2 separate regions of the Homo sapiens genome follow, and region 1 is linked to region 2. The links are chromatin loops, found by intact Hi-C in ENCODE. Cell type or tissue: heart left ventricle. All regions are shown on one strand. Each heading gives the region's core, and the rest is flanking DNA. Links, peaks and the distances in the headings are about the cores only.

The links. Hi-C counts contacts between places; a loop is a spot of excess contacts. Peaks named below come from ENCODE experiments on the same cell type or tissue, not always from the same donor. Only the 100,000 strongest peaks of a DNase experiment are listed, where the experiment ranks them.
Region 1: a loop joins it to region 2, with 4 times the contacts of the local background. A loop is called at or near these places in 7 of 110 quality-filtered maps.

Annotation. Positions count from the first base shown.
Region 1 is chr14:89,300,198-89,310,559 of GRCh38, forward strand. All of the region lies in intron 3 of FOXN3 (forkhead box N3), which reads right to left. Among named protein-coding and RNA genes, the nearest start is that of FOXN3-AS3, 45 kb to the right of the region's middle. RefSeq lists enhancers at 3,519-3,588, 3,619-3,678, 3,779-3,978, 4,892-5,161, 8,254-8,633 and 3 more. In heart left ventricle, for the core only: no CTCF peak of the experiment used is centred there; DNase peaks (open chromatin) are centred at 4,115 and 4,950; H3K4me3 peaks cover 1,085 bases; H3K27ac peaks cover 3,693 bases.
Region 2 is chr14:89,171,690-89,182,051 of GRCh38, forward strand. It overlaps FOXN3 (forkhead box N3), which reads right to left. Exons shown (of 6, transcript NM_005197.4): 5 at 9,012-9,117. Among named protein-coding and RNA genes, the nearest start is that of FOXN3-AS3, 170 kb to the right of the region's middle. RefSeq lists an enhancer at 3,508-4,009. In heart left ventricle, for the core only: a CTCF peak has its summit at 5,920 (motif pointing right); a DNase peak (open chromatin) is centred at 5,922; H3K27ac peaks cover 527 bases.

The DNA.
Region 1 (10,362 bases), core at 772-8,771, 130 kb after region 2:
TTTGAGATGGAGCCTCGCTCTGTCATCCAGGCTGGAGTGCAATGGCATGATCTTGGCTCATTGCAACCTCTACCTCCCAGGTTCAAGTGATTCTCCTGCCTCAGCCTCCCAAGTAGTTGGGATTACAGGCACCCGCCATCATGCCCAGATAATTTTTCTATTTGTATAGAGACAGGGTTTCACTATGTTGGCCAGGTTGGTCTCGAACTCCTGACCTCAGGTGATCCACCTGCCTCGGCCTCCCAGAGTGATGGGTTTACAGGCGTGAGCCACTGTGCCCAGCCAAGAAATGTATATGTTTTAATCCAAGTTTTTGACAGTCTGGCTCCCGGTACTTCCTATGATGCTGAAAACCAGTCACAGACAAGAAAATAACCTATTTGTGGAGAAATTGTGATTTCCCTTGATTATTCATTTCCTCCCTTTGACAGCTAGTCCCATCCCATAGTCCACCACGAAGATGAGAGACATAAACACTGATTTTGGAAAGCTGATGACATAGAAGGGACACCTCGATCTAAATGCTGTATCAGGAAGACCTAATCTGGGCACTCAATTGCTACAGTTGTATGTAATAGTGCAGATGTTTGTTTGTTCATTTGTTTATTTATTTATTTGAGATGGAGTCTCGCTCTGTTGCTCAGGCTGGAGTGCAGTGGCACAATCTCGGCTCACTGCAACCTCCGCCTCCAAGGTTCAAGCGATTCTCTTGCCTCAGCCTTCCACGTAGCTGGGATTATAGGTGCCTGTCCCCATGCCCGGCTAATTTTTTTGCTTTTTTTTTTAGTAGAGACGGGGTTTCACCATGTTGGCCAGGCTGGTTTCAAACTCTTGACCTCAAGTGATCTGCCTGGCTTGGCCTCACAAAGTGCTAGGATTACAGGCATGAGCCACTGCACCCAGCCTCAGATGTTTATTTTTTATAAAACATTTTTCCTATGGTTTATTACATCTATTTATGGTTGGCTTCAAAGTGACAAAGTGATTTTAAATTTCCAAAATGTAAGACATGCCTATAATCCTACCATTTTGGGAGACTGAGGCAGGAAGACTGCTTGAGCCCAGGAGTTTGAGACCAGCTTGGGTAACATAGGGAGATCCCATCTCTACAAAAGAAAAAAAAAAAAAATTAGCCAGGTGTGGTGGCACGCACCTGCAGTCCCAGCTACTCAGGAGGCTGAAATGGGAGGATCACTTGAACCCAGGAACTTGTGGCTGCCATGAGCCATGATCATGCCACTGCGCTCCAGACTGCGTGACAGAGTGATACCCCATCTTAAAAAAAAATGTGGTGGGGCTCGGTGGCTCACGCCTGTAATCCCAGCACTTTGGGAGGCCGAGGCAGATGGATCACGAGGTCAGGAGTTCAAGACCAGACTGGCCATCATGGTGAAAGCCCGTCTCTACTAAATATACAAAAATTACCTGGGTGCAGTGGCAGGCTCCTGTAATCCCAGCTGCTTGGGAGGCTGAGGTAGGAGAACTGCTTGAACCCGGGAGGCAGAGGTTGCAGTGGGCCGAGATCATGCCACTGCACTCCAGCCTGGGCTACAGAGTGAGACTCTGTCTCAAAATAAAAAAAAAATTCCAAAAAGTAATCTCTTCTGTCTCCCAAGGCAACAAAGTACTGTGATGGGCATCAGCGCCTTAACCATGTCTTTGTCCTGATACTTCCAACTGAGCAGAAAGGCCCGGCCCGACCTCAAAGGTACCCTGTCTACTCACTCCTTTCCCGGTGACCTCTGGCCACCTCCCTCACCACCTGTACCAACCTTTTCCTTGCTTGTGACTCTCTGCTGTTCGCAAACTGTCCCACGTGTCCCTCTCTCAGTCCCTCCCCACATAGTGTAGCTCAGGAAAACCCAAAACGAAATGGTTGGGAAGGCCAAGTGCGTTGGTTTTCTTCCACCATCACATGGGCTGGAGCCGAAGAAACTGATTCTTACACACCTAGTACCTAATACCCATTCGATGCTTCGAGAAAAACTATAGAAACATCTATTCCTCTCCTGGAAGTGAACTGAGGCAAATAATGTTGCTGAACTTCCATGATAGCATTAAATTCGAAGAGAACATAGTTTCAAAAGAGTAATGTCACTTCTTGGCCATAGTTATGTAACTATGAGGGTGTGTCCATCAAGCTTTACAAAATGTGGTAGCACACCATGCCTTCTCAGCACCTTTCTTTCTGGGTGTAAACAGTTACGTATGATTGTGAGGGTTTTGCTTTGTTTTACTTTGTTTTGTTCTGTGCTTCCCTCTTCTTTGAATTCCTATGGCGAATAAAGAGGACCACACAATTGAAGCTTTAAACATAACCCGAAAAACCTTAGCCTCCTGAAACCTTTGGAGGAAACTGACTCACACACATGGGCTGTGCTTCTTGGTGCTGGGTCATTGGGCTCACCTTTGCAAGTCCCCTGAGCACACACAGGCCACACACCGCTGCCAAGGCTCGTGCCTTCCTCTTCAATGCTACCTGGCCTGAAAGCTCCTGAAGGATGTGACTTATCCTCCAAAGCCACTTGCAGAGCCCAGTACCAATCGGGTCTGAGAAGGTATGCTACTTCTCTCCCTTTCATCTGCCCTTCTCTGTCCACCTCCACCCTCTTCAAAGGCTGCCCACCTCCGCCCTCTTCAAAGGCATTGTTCAAAGGAGTCACAGGCCACCAAGTTTTAGTACTGTGCTACAGCTTAGCCTTTCCAGGGAGGACACTTTATGTGTAGGGCATTCTTTGCCTGCACTAAACTGCTACCACTTCATATACACAGATTCAGGGACTTTTGCTAGCAATGACTCCACTTTAATTTGTGTATAATCCAGTCAATCGTGTGCTCAAAATGACTCCTGGCTCCCTGTGACCTGTGCCACTTCCAGGTTCTTTAGCACTAAACAATTGGCTCCACTTGCTCCAGCTTCTCCTGCCACCCCTTGTCTTTTAGTTTTTTTCGCTCTGACAATACCAAGTTGCTCATGGTCCCTTGGAGACACCAGAGCGCCTTTGACCTCTGTCATTGCTACTCAGTTGCCCCTGCTTGGAATGTCCCTCACTCCCTTGTTTTCTTTGCAAACTTTTATGCTGTCTTGAAAATACTGCTCCTCCTGTCTTCTTCCTGCCTCCCTCCATGCTGAGAGCAGATCCTATCTGTCTTATGCTGTCTCCTTTCCATGAAACACAGGGTATTATAAGTTAGTTATTTATGGAGCTAGACTGTGAGCTCTCTGAAGACACTGACGATCTGATTCAGCTCATGTCCCCAGGAGCTGGCATGGAGTAGGTGTTCAATAAACATCTGCTAAAAAAAAAAAACAAAAAAAAAACTAGCCCTATAAAGTATATAGGGCTGGTATTATGATCCTCATTTTGCAGCTAAGAACACTTAATTCAGAAAGGAAAAGTCACTTAATGAGGGTCGCATGGCTAGTAAGTGACTCATGCTCTCTTCATTGCCATGATGCTTACATAACTACCTCCCGTTTCCTGCTGTCTCTTGAGTTTGGTGATCTACAGAAAAGAAAAGGAAAACTGAAGAAACAATACAAACACTTCAAAAGTTTAATGGATGTTTCTGAGCATCTATACATCGCCTTCTTCTCAGAACAGACATTGAGGACAGTCCTATAATTCACTATTATCAGTGTATCTACTTTAACTTGGAGCCCAGGCAACCAAGCACTAAATTAACACTGCCCTGTCTCTGCAAAGGTGATGGGGGACAAGACGCCTTGTAACTTTGAAGAAGAGATTTACACACCCCTGTGTCTCCCATATAAATGGACTCAAGAGCTGCAGCAGTCCATAAATGATCCTTTCTTTCCACTGTTGATAGTTGAAGGCAGCCGTTTCCAGCTTCTTGCCGGTGATCACTCTGCTAAAAATAGCTTTGATGCTGTCACATGCAAACTTGAACAGAACCTGAAAGCAGTTCCCCTTTTAGTTCTGAGCTGGTTCAACTTTAAAAGAGAGGCAGCTGTGAACACACTCCAGCGTGTTTACATGATGCTGAAGTAGTTCAGCTCGTAGTAAAAATACCACTGAAAAGGGACAGGCTTGGGTTTGCAGCCTCTGCTGACGACATTTCTTCCTGCTGAGCTGGAGCCCGGGAAGGGGCGGGAAGGGGCGGTAAGGTTAGCAGGGAAAATCCAAAATGTCCAGTTTGAAGGGGAAAGTGGCTGTGAGCAGAACCGCGGTGAAGACAGGAGAGAGATGTTTGTTGAGATGTGAGATTTCTGACTATGGTGGAGGTGGGGGCAGGAGAGGCGGCAAAGATCATATAGAAAAGAGAACTTAGACAACAGGGGGTGCTTTTTAAAAATTCTGTTAAAAATATCTAAGGGCTGTTTTTTTAGAAATCAAGGAAACAAAGGATGAAATACATTCAACATCTTGGCCATTCATTTGATACCTTATGTTGGTTTGCTGGGCAAATGGATGATTCTGGATGTGTTCTGAAAACTGGGCCCAAAACTAAGGATAAAGCAGAGTATGGGCTTGGAAACCAGAGAAAACCTGGGCATTCAACCCGGCTGCTCCTCGTCTGGCCCCCATAAAACTTGGCTTAAGCACTGGTGTCTCCCAGACCTTCTGCACAGAGCTGGGAGTTAAGTGAGAAAATACACACCGAAGTGCCTGGTGGAGCGGGGGACCCTGACCCATAATAGACAACGTCCTTTAAAAACATATACCCAGAGGAGAGGAAGCTGACAGTGATCTGCGGACAAATCTGGAATACAGTGTAGTTTCTTAAAAAAAAAAAAAAAAAAAGTACCAACCAAATAAATAGTGTTTTTTCTTCCTTCTTAATTCTATGTGGCCAAAGCATGACTCACACTATATTTGCTTATGAAATGAGAATTCATTTTACGAAGTTGTCCTAGAAAACTTACGCTGAGCCCGGCTGATCTGGAGGGGACGAGAGGAAGGCCTGGCCAGCACCAGGACGGATCACACAGGCCGGGTGCTGGTGTCTGTACCCACTGAGGGCCACTAGGAGATGGGAACTGAGGTCATCGATGGTGAACTCGCGGCTCCTGCTTAAGAACCAGAATCCTGACTTCAGACGTTTATGCTGGAGCTTCACATATGTTTCAGAACCCATCGTTCAACAAAAACCTCAGATTCATCTTAAGAGCCCTTGAGAAAAGGACGCCTCTATGACATCACTGTCCTACCCGATGAGTTTCAGTACCATGAGCAGATGACATGTGACCCAAGTACGAAGTGAGCAGGTTCTCTAAACAAGCTATAAATTTGAGCAGCACACTGAGGTTATATTAGCATAGGAATTTATCACGTAAGTTATATGTTTGAACAACAGAACAGACTTAACATACTGCTGTATCTTTAACTATCATTTTTTGTTAACAAGACAAAAGAATTTACAGTTTCTGCCAACTGTTTTGTTGGCCCCTAATACCACGATTAGCTGTTGCCAGGCAACCATGAAGCATGCTTCCTCCCAAATCAGGAAGACCCACTGCTAAATCTAGACTAATTATAAAAGGAGACAAATATTTAAAAGCCTTATATTTATGAAGGATTTGGGAGGTGCCCTGATAAGAATGATTCTTATTAAACGGATCTAACTAAATACAATGCATATGTCTGCAGTGCATTGTCACAGGTTTTGTAAAACAATTTAGGAAAACTGAATGTTTCTGCAACTTTCCTAATTTCCCTCAATAGGATACTAAACAAAACCAGGTGTTTATAATTTGTGGAAGCATGTCTTTTGCCTACTTCTCTAAGAATAAGGATGAAAAGAAGCAGCTGAGAGACCTAAGCCTTTTAAAATACATATATATTTGCAAAGAAATTATGAGAACACCACCACCATTTTCACAACCCTTACAGAGCTATGTGCATATAATGCTCAGCAGCTTTCCTCTCAAGTTTCTGCCTTTGTCTGCATTCTCAATTCCCTCTATTTCAAGAGTCATTTAGAATTCTCTGTGTGGAGAAGAGTTTTTCAGTCCCTGAGGCGAGCCTCCTTGCCATCAGCACTAAACTGCTGGTGGCAGGCTCCAACAACCGGAGTTCTAATGTCTAGAGACCCTGCTTCATCCCCAAGAGGGGAGCTGAAGAAACAGAAAAGCTCAACACACACACACACACTCACAGACACACAGACGCATGCACACACACACACACACACACTTTGGTTCTCTTTTTTTTTTTTGAGACGGAGAGACGGAGTCTTGCTCTGTTGCCCAGGCTGGAGTACAGTGGCACCATCTCGGTTCACTGCAAGCTCCGCCTCCTGGGTTCACGCTATTCTCCTGCCTCAGCCTCTGAGTAGCTGGGACTACAGGCGCCCACCACCACGCCCGGCTAATTTTTTTGTATTTTTAGTAGAGACGGGGTTTCACTGTGTTAGCCAGCATGGTCTCAATCTCCTGAACTCGTGATCCGCCCGCCTCAGCCTTCCAAAGTGCTGGGATTACAGGCGTGAGCCACCGCGCCCGGCCCATTTTGGTTCTCCTTCATATGCAAAGTGGAGTTTTCTCCCCAAAAGACAAAATTCTGACTACAAAGTCAGAACTAGGACGGGGGTTGGCAAATTATGAACCAAACTGTACTAGCTGGAAGCTAAGTATGGCTTTGACATTTGGTAATGGTCAGGGAAAAAAGAATCAAAAGAAGAATATTATTTCTTGACAAGTGAAAATTATATGAAATTCAAACTTCAATGCCATAAATAACATTTTATTGGGACACAACACACTCACTTGTTTATGTGTACGTCTATTTTGTGCTAAACAGTTACTACATGACCCTTCATAGAAAAAGTTTGCAGAAGCCTGAAGTGGAAGACAGAGTAGTGACATTTTAATCTTGAAAAAGAAATTGATTTTGGATTAACTTTAAACGCGACCAAAACAAAGCAAATAGGCCATGTCCCACCCAATGGCCTGAAACCTAGGTTGCTCTGAGTGTGTGTGTTACTCAGTGACTGTCCTACCAAAATTTCCAGAAAACAGTCCCTGTGGAACGCTAATCTAATTATTATTAAATGTAATAATCATTACTTGGAAGCTTTCTGATTTCACTAACCCAATCCTCTCTCCACCTCCACACACAAATTCAAAATGTTTTTCTTAAGATTGTTTCTCCTCTGTGTTACTAATGGAACAATCTGAGGCACTCATCAGACTGTCTATGTAAATCTACACCTTTTTTTAAGCTGAAATAATTCTGGTTATTAAAAACAAACATGGGTACTGTTTGTAGGTCTGAGAGGAATATGGAATCAATTATATATATGTGTGTAAATAAGGCCGCCCACCAGATAATGCTGGATGGCCGGTGAACTTTGCTAGAAAAGTGCTGATGCAGATGAAAATTTGGACAGGCTCTCGTGAAAGTCGGAAACACCAAAGGTCTCTTTGCTTTTGCTACCCTCTCTCCCTTCGGTTCTCCATTTACCGAGCCACAGTATTTCTTAAAGCTCGTTGGCAGCCTGCACCTCTGCTTATTCTTGGGAGACACGTGTTTGCATCCTATTACAACCCATAGTTTTTGCATAACCATGGTGAGAGGAACCATCCTTCCCAATCCCAACCTCAACCAAAGCTTAGAAAAAGTGCCATTCTTAACCTTTCAGAATCACTCATAAGTAAATCCTATAGCAGTCTCTGCTAATGCAAATTTCAATGTGTGCCCGATATAGGTAACTTTTGTACACTCTGCACCGACATAAAGAAAAGAACAAAGATCTTCAAGTTTTGTCAGTATTTGCATTTTTGGAAGAAGAGCATGAAAATAACATCAAAATGAAAAATTAGGCCGGGAGCAGTGGCTCACACCTGTAATCCCAGCACTTTGGGAGGCCGAGGTGGGCGGATCATCTGAGGTCAGGAGTTCAAGACCAGCCTGGGCAACATGGTGAAACCCTGTCTCTACCAAAAATACACAGTTTAGCCAGGCGTGGTGGCACCCGCCTATAATCCCAGCTACTCGGGAGGCTGAGGCACGAGAATCATTTGAACCTGGGAGGTGAGGCTTCAGTGAGCAGAGACTGTACCACTGCACTCCACCCTGGGTGCCAGAGTGAGACCCTGTTTCAAAACAAATGAACAAACAGACAAACAAAAAGAAGACAAATGAAAAAATTGTATATTTCTGTCCCTAATCCTGCAGGATGGAATTAGCTCTCCTAAAATGAGCTCGAATCTTCTGGAATTTGTTCGAGATGTCCCGCACCGTTCTGTGCAGATGCACGCACTTGCTGTGGCCACTATGGGTCTCCAGTCTACTCTGAAAATAATCCCACTGTCTTCAGGCTGTACCTGGGGAAAGGTGTCATTCTGTGAATGAAGATACCTGGTGAAGTTGCGGGTCTTTGGGAGCTCCTGGCCCACACTGTCCTTATAACGCCTGAACCCACATCCGTGGCCACATACTACGGGAAGAAGCAGAATCTGGCCCCAGAACTGGACACAAAACATAGGAGTTCAAGTAACCTATGGCCTAGTTGGCCTGGCTCAAAAAGAGAAGCTGAGTCATTCAGAGTCCCCAAGACTAGAATTAAATGAGTAGATTCTTTAAGGAGGAGGTAGAGAAAGGAGAAGCTGCTAGGAGGCCAGAAAGCAGCTGTGGCCTGAGCAGATGTAACACACTGTGAACAAATGGAAGGAGGCAGCGAAGGACAGGTAAGCACAGCAGGGGAGCCTGGTTCCTGCAGAGGCTAATGGAACCCAGGCAGAGGAGGACAGAGGAACAGGTATCTGAAGCCCCTGGGGACAGCTCTTGCAGCCTGAGGGGTCTCCTGTTCCAGGCACTAGTTCCCTTGAGGCCTGGCCGCACGGTGGTCTGGGGCCTGTGTATGGGATTTCCTTGATGACTATAAAACTGTCTCTTTGTTTGTTTTTTTATTTTTCCTTGTAGTAGTTTAAATGCTCTTTATATTCAGAAATCCAAACTACGATACACCAGGTTTGAGGGTCTCCCTTCAACATCACAGCTTACAGGCCATTCAATCTCTCCAGGGCCTCTCCTCCGTTAAGTGTGATGGCTGGACTTGGCGCACCCTGCAGCCACTTTGGATTAATATTCTAGGACCCCATTTCCAAGCCTCCAGGAGTTGCCACGTGCCACCACTTCTCTTTACCCATCGGAACACGAGATTGGGGTTAGGGGAGGTGTGTTCCAGGACTCACCCACAGTCACTCACTGGGCAGGCGCAGAGGGGCACCTGGAAACCAGGTCACCGCTGTTTCCATGACACGGGTGGCCTCTGGTATTAGAATTAAAAATTTATAAACAAGAAAATGGGGGAAGCAGATTTCACAGAAAAGTCTGTGCTTTAAGCAAAGAAAAAGGAATCTGAACACTTCGTTAACTGGGTATAACTAACCATTGGAGCAACAGCAAAACCAAGGCAGAGGCTGAGGGGGAGATGCACTTTAGCCCAGGGGGGTCTCTGGAGTCTGCTCTCTGCCCTCTGGGTGTGCGTTTTAACCCTTCCACAGCCAGCCAAGGCCCGGCCTCTACAGCAGATTCCCACAGGGGTGCGACGGAACCATTTTCTGGTTTAATGCTGAAATGGCAGGCTTGAGCCTCACCTCACTCAGTAAAAAGAATCTCACTTAGTAATGAAAACCCAATTAAGCTCTGCCAAGAGTGACCGATGGCGTTGGCTGCCTGGGGCTCTCAGTCTGCAGTCACAGACCTACCTGAAAGAGGAGTTTCCGCTGCCTTAAGTCACCAAGACTGGGCAAGCCCAGATCTCTAAAAACAGGTCTGTATCTAAGCCTGACAGTATGAACTCTTCTCTGTGTGAAAATAGAACGTCGCTAAGTGCCATCCTACCCATGCGGGGGTGGGGACAGTGACCAATGCTCCTGGCCAGCGAGCACCCATTCCCTCCAGCAACGGCTCTCTAAATTCCCCTGGGTGCCAGCACCCTAGTGCAGAGTGGGCATAATACCAGCCACAAGTCAAAAAATGTACACCATCCTCTGCTACAATGAATAGCTTAGGGAGGGGGATATGGCTTTAGGTCAATGGCAGTCAGGTCTGAATTTTGTGGGAGGAGATCTTCTCTTTTTTCACTGGACTTGAACCTGCAGGGACTCACAGGGGGTCGGGCAGCCATCCTGCCTCCACGAGGCGACAGAGTGCCTAAGAACCAAGCCAACACAGAGAAGAGATTCTGAAGGATGGAGAGAGCGGCTCGGCTGACCTGCAGCCAGGAAGTCACAGCTTCATGTCTTTGTCCAAAGTTAGACCTACTCCTGGACTTTCCAGTTGGATAAAGCTGCCCGATTTTCATTGGCACGAAAGCCACTTTGAGTCATCTTTCTCTCAGTCGCAAAGACAACTACTAATGAATCCACTGATAATGAATTCAAATGGAGAC
Region 2 (10,362 bases), core at 1,066-9,065:
ACCACTCATGATAAAAATATCACAGCAAAGTATGAATAGAATAATTTTGTTATGATAAAGCATATTTCCTAAGAAACCTTTAACTAATGTCCTATCAACTGTGAATCAGTAACATGGGTCCATTTAAAATATGAAATAACACAAAGATGCCTGTTATCATAACTTCTATTCAGAGGTCCTGGACTGTGCAATAGGACAGGAAAAAGAAAAGATACAATAATTAGGGAAAAAAACCCCACCAGTATTGACAAAAGATATGATTTGTGCACAGAAGAATCTATAAACTGTTAGAGTTACTAATGCAGTTTATTTAGCAAGGTTGCTGGAAAAAAATCAATAATGTGAAATAAATTGCATTTCCATATATTAGCAGCAAGTAGAAAATACATCATATTAATTTGTAAAATTTATAACAGCATGAAAAAGAATCTATTCCATGTAGAATAAATCTAACTGAACAGGCATAAGAACTTTAGGGAAAAAAATCATAAAGCTACAATGAGAGGCACTGTAAGATTTAAGTAAATGGAGAACTATACATGCTCATGGACTGAAAGATGCAAAAAGGAGGTTTTGTTGTTAAGAGTCAGGGTCTCACTATGTACAGGCTGGCCTCAAACTCCCGGGCTTTAAGCAACCCTCCCGCCTCAGCCTCCTGAGTAGCTGGGACTACAGGTGCATGCCACTGCACCTAGCATTCAATATAGGAGTATTAATCCACAACAAATTGATGTAGAGATTCCATACCACTCTAGTCAGGAACCATAATAGGGTGTCTTTTCTTTGTTTTTCTTGTTCGCGCACTCCCTTGCAGTTTATCAAGCTGATTATAAAGTTTATACGCAACTGCAAAGAGCCAAGAATAGCAAAGACACTTTAAAAAGAACAAGGTGAGAGAACATGTGCTCCCAGACTTAAGAACTTACAAAGATATCATAATTCAGACACTGTGGTATTGCCATGGTACAGGAAAATATGAAATAGGACCAAGAGTCCCCAAAATAAACCCACAAATAGAAAGAAACCTGATATATATCAGAGCTAGCATTTCATATCAGTGGGAAAAAGAGGGGCTACTTAATAAGTGATGCTGAGATAACTGTTTATTATTTGAAAAATATTTAAGTGTATCTTTATCTCACACTGTAACTCCAGATGGATTAGAGACTCAAATAATAAGACTTAAATGTGAAAGCAAAAAACTTTCAATCTTTTAGAAAAATACTATAGGAGACTATATGACCATAGAGTAGGGAAATAAATTTTTAAGACACCAGATTTCATAAAAAGATTGATAAATGTGATTAATAAGAATGGAAATTGAAAGAGAGTGAAAAGACCATCCGCAAACTTAGAAAATCTGCAACATATGTAGTCAATACAAGATTGATATGTAGACTATACCAAGAACTCCTATGAAGAGAAGAAAAAAGGGAACCCAGTAGAAAAATGAGCAAAATGCTAAACAGGAAATCCATAAAATAATATATTCAAAGAGCCCCTTAAATATATGAAAAACTGTGCAACATCTTTAGTAAAAAGGGAAATATAAATTAAAGTACAATGAGATACCATTACGTACCTACCAGATTGGTTGAAATGACAAAGCATGACAATTCTAAATGTGTGTGAAGATGTGGAGGACTAGGGACCATCACACTCTGCTGGTGGCAGTGTAATTGGAAACAAGCACTTTACAAAACAATGTGGCATTACCTTGTAAAGCTGAGCATGTACATACCCTATAAATCAACAATTTCACTCCTAGACATCTTAAATGAATCTGAGACATGTATAAGAATTTCCACAGTAGCACTGCTTGTAATATCAAAGAACTATTAATGATCCAAATGTCTTTTTTAAAAAAATGATAGTATAGTCACATAATGGGATATTATATAGCAGTGAAAATGACTCAATTACAGCTAGATGTCACAAAACAAAGAAACCTAATATGAGTTTTTAAAAAAACAAAGTTAAGAAAGACACAGTATTATTCTAGTTATTTAAAAAACTCAGGGCTGGGCACTGTGGCTCACACCTGTAATCCTAGCACTTTGGGAGGCTGAGGTGTGTGGATTGTTTGCGCCCAGGAGTTCGAGATCAGCCTGGGCAACATGGCAAGATGCCATCTTTACAAAAAATAGAAGAATTAGCCAGGAGTGGCGGTGAGTGCCTGTAGTCCCAAACACTTGAGAGGCTGAGAGGTGGTAGGATCACTTGAGCCCGGGAGGATGAGGCTGCAGTGAGCCGTGATTGTGCCACTGCATTCTGGTGTGGGTGACAAAGCGAGACCCTGTCTCAAATAAATAAATAAATAAAAATAAAAAGACAGTAGCCTCCCCAAACTGTAAAGATGAACACTACGAAGAATGATAGGAAATACTAAGGAGCATGCAGAGAATCATTTAATACAAGTTGCATAAAATACTTCTCACCAGGTATCAAATTCTACCTAGGAGAGAGATGCCATTTAGGTCATTAAACTGATTTAACTTGTTAATTTACAGCTCTTCCCTACCTTTTTCACAAAATCCAGTCTAATTCTACCTGTGCCTCGGCTGTAAAATCAAGGTGAGGTTTAAGATCCCTTCCAGCAGCCCTAGAATTCTGCAATCTGGCAGATGCATGGCTAAAAAGGTAAAGGACGTCCAGGGGCCAGGTGGTCAGCTCTAAGAGTTCTAACTCAGTGGTAATATCCAGGGGGACCACAATTTTCTCCCATGAGCTGCAAACTGCTCCCCTAAACCACTGAGATAAACATGATTTCCTTTTTGCAAGAGATCACACAACACAAATAGGAGTGATCCTACAACTCTCCTCCATGAATTGTTTTGCATTTACAACAGTCCAGAATCATTGGGAGTTTGGAGGATTTCTAGGTACAACATGAAAAGGAGCCACCAGGACTTTCAAAGGCATTAACGAACGTCATTGATATGAAATATGAGGAGCAGCTCTAGAATGTTGATCAAATTTCACAGTTTGCTGGTCGTTGTTTAAATTTCTGGACCAGAAGGGCCCAAAACAAAAACTACGCTCGCTGAAATGGGCCCAGGAGGGAATTCAGTGCATGCTTTGTGTAACTGGGATTCTTTCCCCACTTTCCCTTAAACCTAGCTCTTTAGTATTTTCTCTTCTCCTCCCACTACAAAGCAAAATCTAATACTGAGTTTTGTAATTGCCTTCAAAGACCATGATTTCAAAGACAAAGGCCAACAGGTGTTTGGTCTTTACATACAGAACAAAATACAACACTAGAAAAGATCAGCAGCCAATTTACCCTCAAGTTACATAATTGGACAACAACCCTATCTTAATACTAAAGGTTGCCACCTTCCTACACTACTGAAACAAACATCTTCTCAAGGGAGGAGATAAAGACAGCTGATCCGGAGCAGAACTTAGGCTGAGAGATGGGTTTTCCCGATGATTCTATTTTGACATGACCTTAAGAATTAATGTTTGCTACTACAGTCAGACCATTAATGCCTGACTTGCTTCATGTTCCATGGGAAGTGCAGTTTTTCACTTGAGGTTGCTGGAGATCCAAATAAAATTAAGCAGCCTTAGACGGTGATTGGATGAAACTCTCATATAATTTGGCAACAAATAGGGTGATCTAGACTTGTAGTCCAGATTATGGCCAGCACTCTTCAAAGCCAATGGCTTTGCCAACAAATGTACTCTGTGCTGAAAGGTGGCATGAATTTAATTTAAGCCTTCTCCTAAGGTTTTGGGGTACCTGAGGTTCCAGTGCTCAGGAAGGAAACCTGGGAAGGTCTGTGAGAGACAGGCTAGGTGAATCCATGAGGCTTTCCATGTTACTTATTTATCAAACACCTACAGAATGCTGACTATGTGCTGGGCACACAGCTGTGTGTGAATCCAAATAACACATGAGGCAGACACACGTTTCCTCTTGAGAAGCCCATGGGCACTTCCCTGAGGTCACACGGCTGCAGGAGATGGACCGAGGAAATGTGGTTCCTGAGTTCACGTACGTATTTTGTTGGTTCAGTTGCTACAGAACAGGCCTTCCCCACATCAGCTTTTTCCCAATCCTCCAGCGAGCCCTGGACATGTCATTCTTTTCTGCCACCTGATGAGGCATGTAGGGATCAAAAAGAGCCCTAAAGGTTAAAAGCAAGGTGGCTGAGATCCAGGGAGGTTGCTGTGACCCAACCCAGGGTGTGGGACAGCCCACGATGCTGTGAATGTAAGAAACCTGGGACTCCTCCTTCCCAAGAAGGCCAGCAACAGCTCTCCCAGGGCTATCCATCATGGGTTCCATTCAATGCAATCTCTGCAAGGGATTTTCCTGGGAAAGCAGCCGAAGACACAGGCATAAAACTTTAAGATGTGTGAGTAGTTATTTTGAGGATGATGTGTCTTGAGGACTTGACGCCCAGGCAAATTTAAAAATAAGCAGGTTTCCAACGTCTAAGGATGGGCCAATCTTGGAGGTTATTGAGTAAAAAGTCAACACCGTAAAGTCAATTACACTATTGACAGATACTCTTACAAGGAGATTTCACATCATAATTATATGCAAAGGAACCTGGCAAATAGAAGCTGTGTAATGATCAGCTAATAAAAGTAACACTTCATCTATGTCAATAACAGTTTCAGAGTTAAGACAAACAAACATGGCCTTTGCCACTCTGTGGAGGAAAAAAAAATCCCTGAAAGACAAATATTTTCACTTAAGGAGAAGTCGCTTAGATTCACAAGGAAAACCTGTCACACAAAAGAGAGTGGGAAATTGGTCTTTAGTGGGTGCTAATGACTCTCCCGCCCTCCCTGGGCCCCAGCTGAACAGACTGGGGCAGCAACCCCTGTAAACATCTGAGCACACACAGAATACTTGGGCACTGCCACGTGGTCTGGGAGATAACATTCTGTGTTGTTCTAGTCTCCACTGCACTGCTTTCCTTTTTAGCCTTGGCTGAGTTTGGGTTCCACTGACATGTGGCCAAATTAAAAATGTTAAAATTATGATGAATGTGAAAATGCAAAACAAGATGTTTTTCCCCAAGCACTTCTTAATGGGTTTTACACAGACACTGATTAGGCAGATGCCTCCATAGCTATGTTTGTGTTCCTTCTTTCCAAAAGCATCTCAGTGTCTACTACCTGCCCTACAAAAAGAGGGCAAAGATACTACAAGCAAGTACCCCTAATGTTCCAGAGCTTACTACCCCTCTTCCCCTAATTTCCCTTAAAACTGAGGGGGGCAAGTTCAGAATTGGTATTTGGACAATTAACTGCTAATGCACAATGGTTTTCTTTACTGGTTATCTCTCTCTCTCTTTCTTTCTTTTTTTTTTTTTTTTTTTTTGACAGAGTCTTGCCCTGTTGCCCAGGCTGGAGTGCAATGGCACAATTTCGGCTCACTGCAACCTCCACCTCCTGGGTTCAGGCGATTCTCCCATCTCAGCCTCCTGAGTAGCTGGGACTGCAGGCACATACCATCACACCCAGCTAATTTTTGTACTTTTAGTAGAGATGATGTTTCACCATGTTGGCCAGGCTGGTCTTGAACTCCTGACCTCAGGTGATCTGCCTGCCTCGGCCTCCCAAAGTGCTGGGATTACAGGTGTGAGCCATCGTGCCCGGCCTCTTTACTGGTTATCTGTTTATGCAAATCGTAACTTGCCTAGCTTCTGCAAACTATGGTTTCACATTTTACCAAAATGATTTTGTTCAAAACTCCTATGATGCTCAGGAAAGTCACTCCTTAATTAGACTATACATCCTTTTGTAGTGGACAGAGATGAAGCAAGCTGTGCCATTACAAAGCTATTGCCACTCAGTCTCAAACCCACCCTTCTACTCTGTTTCCCAAACTGGGGCTGGGGCTGGGGCTGGGGCTGGGGCTGGACTTTACCACTGGGTTCCATGTGAGGCTCCGCCACCAGGGGGTGCCATAGAGAGACTGAGAAGGTGGTGGAGAAAGATAGAACTGGCTCCTGCCTGTTTCCTGTTCTTGTGCCACCCAGCAATGCCTCTGTACCTCAGCAGCAGCATTCATTCTCGGAGGTGCCAAACCCAGTTTGCAGTTTTTCCAGCACTTGCAGAACTGTGTTCCCTTAGGGGCACCAGCACCATCAGAGGCTGCTTCCTAGTCCCTGCCCCCCACGCAAAGGTGAGTTTCAGCTCCATGGGGTGATCATTCCAACCTCTTCCCTTTGTTCCGTCAACCCTAGAGGTGGTAGCTGCCTCCTGCAATGACTCTCTCCATGATACCCTGAGTCATCTTTTACCCTTTCAGTTACCTAGTTAATAACTTCCTACCTGGTTCACAGCTTTGCTTTCTTTCTAATCATTTTGATTTTTACATGGTCTCACTCTGTCACCCAGGCTGGAGTGCAGTGGAGTAATCTCGGCTCACTGCAGTCTTGACCTCCCAGGCTCAAGGGATCCTCCCACCTCAGCCTCCAGAGTGGCTAGGTCACAGGTGTGTGCCACCATGCCCAGGTCATTTTTTTTTTTTTTTTAAATAGAGATAAGTTTTCGCCATGTTGCCCAGGCTGGTCTCAAATTCCTGAGCTCAAGTGATCCACCCGCCGGAGCCTCTCAGTGTTGGGATTACAGGCGTGAGCCAATGTGCCCGGCCTCGGCGAATTTTTAAACTTTTTGTAGAGCTGGGATCTCCCTATGTTGCTCAGGCTGGTCTTGAACTCCTGGCCTCAAGTGATCCTCCTGCCTCAGCCTCCCAAAGTGCTGAGATTATAGGCATGAGCCACCACACCCAGCCCTGGTTAACATTAAAGTCTCTCTGTTCAATTACTTGGTGTGGTTTCTGTCTCCCTACTGAACCTGTCTGATACACAAGTTTGGCTCAGAGGCTGTCTTGTTTTCTTTTACTCTGGAAGGAGCCCAGCTGAGGCACTCAGTGGACTGCATGAGTGGCAACTTTCAACAGAAACAAGACTGTTTGCTGCAGTGCTTTGTTATTCTCTAACTAGAAAGAAACCATCGGTAGTTGAAATAACACCTCAAGAGGGAACTAATCAGTAAAATTTGTCATCATAAATGCCATGAGAGTAAGAATTAAAATGAGAAGGCGGCTCCTGTTGAAGGTCCACCTGTTGTCCGCCTGGCTTTTCTGTGCCCTTCTATAAGGTATGGCTGGGCCCATAGTGAAAGCTACTCTTGAAGGCACTAAAAAAAATGGTCAAGAGGATAAACTGTAAGTCTATATTTAGAATCTGCTAATAAAAATACATTGTTGCTCCAAGCAAAAATAGTTCACAGTCTCCAAGTCTTCTCAACCAAGAAGGTAAACTATGAGGCAACACAGGAAAGATTTTAAGAAAGAATGAAAAACAGAGTATGTCTTTTTCATAAATGTGAGGTAAGAGCATTGGAATTTTGGCTTCATGGAAAGAGGCTTACCACTTAGGAACTCAAGAATTATTGACCTGAGAGTAGCCAGGAAAGATACCGGGGAGGTACAAGAAAAACCTTTCCATGTATTTTTGGAAAATATCCCCTTGTCAGATTAGTAGAAATGATAAGTGGTTTTATAATTTGTTGCTATTCTAATTGCTAACAACTTCCCATCTTATCAGAACCTATAGACCTTTGCTCTGAAGATTATGCGACTTGTCCTGACAACAGCAGGAGGAGTTAAAAGACAAGCTCGTGGAGAAGCTGCACGCGGCAGGGGAGTTTGACCTTGCTTCTCCCTCAGGCCCAGCTAAACACACTTTCTGGGTTGGTTTCCTTTTGGACATGAAACACTATGAAAGCAAAATGGCCTTCAGGTGCAAACTTGATCCGTAAACGCAGAAGGAGAGGGATGGTACCTTCAAGGGATGCAGCTCAGTGAGACAGGCTTTTTCTAAACAAGCAACCAGGACCTGGCACATGCAATAGTGATGCGGCATCAGACAACTGATTGAGAGCTAGCCCTCATCCTCAGGACACAAAGCACCCAGGACAGAAAGGGACACACAGAGAAACTGCTACCATACAGGGTCACTCATTGAAGGGCTAAAGCATGGGGCTAATCGGTTCACGGCAAAGAGAAGTTTCTCTGATGCTGGTTCCCAGACCACATTAAAAAAAGCATTGGGAAGGGATCATCTTTTGTGTCAGATTTTGAAGGACGTGCTGCCTTACATATGAGGGTGAGGGGAATCTATGCAGACAAAACTGTATGAATAAGATGGGCCAATACTGGGCATATTTGGGGAACACATTTGGCTCGAGGAGAAGGAAGGACTATCAGGGTGATGCAGGGGCAGTCACAGAAGGTGCTTCTGCAGACAGCTAGAGGGGCACGGAGTTAGGAAACTGGTCTGGCAGTGGTGGATGGATGGGCAGGAGTGGGTGTAGAAGCAGCTGGCGGATGGGAGGAGGCTCCGCCAATGGTGCCTATGAGGGCCGCAGGCTGGCGGTGGACCCTGATCCGGGGCTGACAGTGGAGATGGAGAGCATGGAGGAGAGAAATGTCCCAAGGAAGGGTTCATGCGGTTTGGCAGCTGGCCTCATTCTTGGAAGCAGGGGAATGATGCCACCTGCTATTTATAGACCACGTACCAAAGCTCGCCTCACATCTGATTTTGCATTTGATTTTCCCCGCAACCCCTGGTAGGAGGCAGGAGTTTCACAGATGAAGGAACTGAGCCCAGAGTCACAGGACAGGGGAGGGACAGGACTGGGTCTTGCGCTAGGCCCGTTAGCCTAGAATCCAATTAATATCCTGCCTTCTGTTTTCTTCTGCCCACCTCTTACCCTGCCTTCTTAGAATAAAAAACTTAACTTGCCTCCATCTCCTCATCTGTAAAGAGACCAGGATCATCTGGTGGCCCGAGAAAGAGAAGGGGGCATTTGGATTGGGAGTTCTTGGGGTTACTTTCACATTTCTGAGCACGCAAACCAGGTTTATTGCTGTCACTAGTTCGAAGCAGCTCCTCTCTGTCTCCAGAAGGGACCCCGTGGACAGAAAGCTGCCCTTCCCACTCCCCAGGCTGGCTCTGCCCAGCGCACTCCCCACTTACCTCATGGCCGCTGTCACCCCAATGGGAGTGATTGGCAGCGGCCGCACGCCAGGAAACAGCCCTCGGCTCAGGACCCGCGCTCCATTTTGGATCACTCCTGGAGGAACTGAAAAAGCAAAGGGGAGAAAGACACCGCACGTGAATTCAACTGTGAAGATTTCCGTTCCAAGTCAGAAATTCTGGATAGACCAATAAGAGAGAGAGAGAGACAGAGGGCAGAGACAGAGAGAAACACACACACACACGTGCACATACACACACACACACACAGTCACACAGACATGCACAGACACACACTCACACAGTCATGCACGCGCACACACACACACATGCAGACACGTACGTACACCTGCACATACAGACATGCACACACACACGTGCACACACACACGGGGAAACAGAGACAGAAAAAGATACCCAGAGAGTAAGACAGACAGAAAGATAATCTGGTAAGTAAAAATCAGACTAGTAGCTCGCAACCAAAGGATTAATGCCTAGGTTAAAAAAAAAAAGTGAGTTTTCAAAAGTAGGCTTCAAATAGTATTTTCTCACATTTATTAAACATAACCTTTTACCTTCAGTCAGAACCTAACAACAACTCAAAAACCCCAACACTGTAGGAAAGACACCTGGTGACCAACAAAAGCACCTCCCCATGCTTTGCCATGGGCAGAAGCTCAGAACATCTTTCCATTTATCCTTAATCCAACAAGGGGAAAAATATGACCCAAATTATCTCTCGTAAAAGCCGATTTTAAAAGCTACTTGGCATCTCAGCACGCACCACACAGTTCATCCCCCCAGGCGATCCTCGTGGCCTGAGGAAAGGCCCCTCCCCGGGGTATCCTCTCAAGCAAATCTCCTGAGAAGTCGCTCCTCATCCCACCTTCTCCTAAACACACGCATCCCTGGAGCAACCCTAAGTTCCCCTTTCACCAGCAACCATCAGATCTTGTCCATTCTCCATACAAACTCCAAGATCTCCACACCAGCCTGATTTTGTCTGAGGGTTACCTAAGAGGAGAACCGCAGGGAATCCCTGATGTAACCTTTTCTAACCCTCCAAACAGCAATTTCATCTGGTCCAAGCTAATATTCTGCCATCTGCTACATCTACCAAAAACCCTCCCTACGTCTGAGGGGCAGGGGAGCATCACTAAGTGAGAACACGGGTGAGCTTTCATCTGAGTTCTCTTGTGTGACTCTGTGCAGGTCTGTGGATCTCTGTTTCCCTCTCCGAACACTGTTCTTCTAAGACCCTGTCTACCATCATGGGTTCAAGACTCCCCAGAGCTCTGGCTGTGCCCATATAGTCCCTGGCACAGTCTCAGATAGTGGCAAGGTGGGTAAA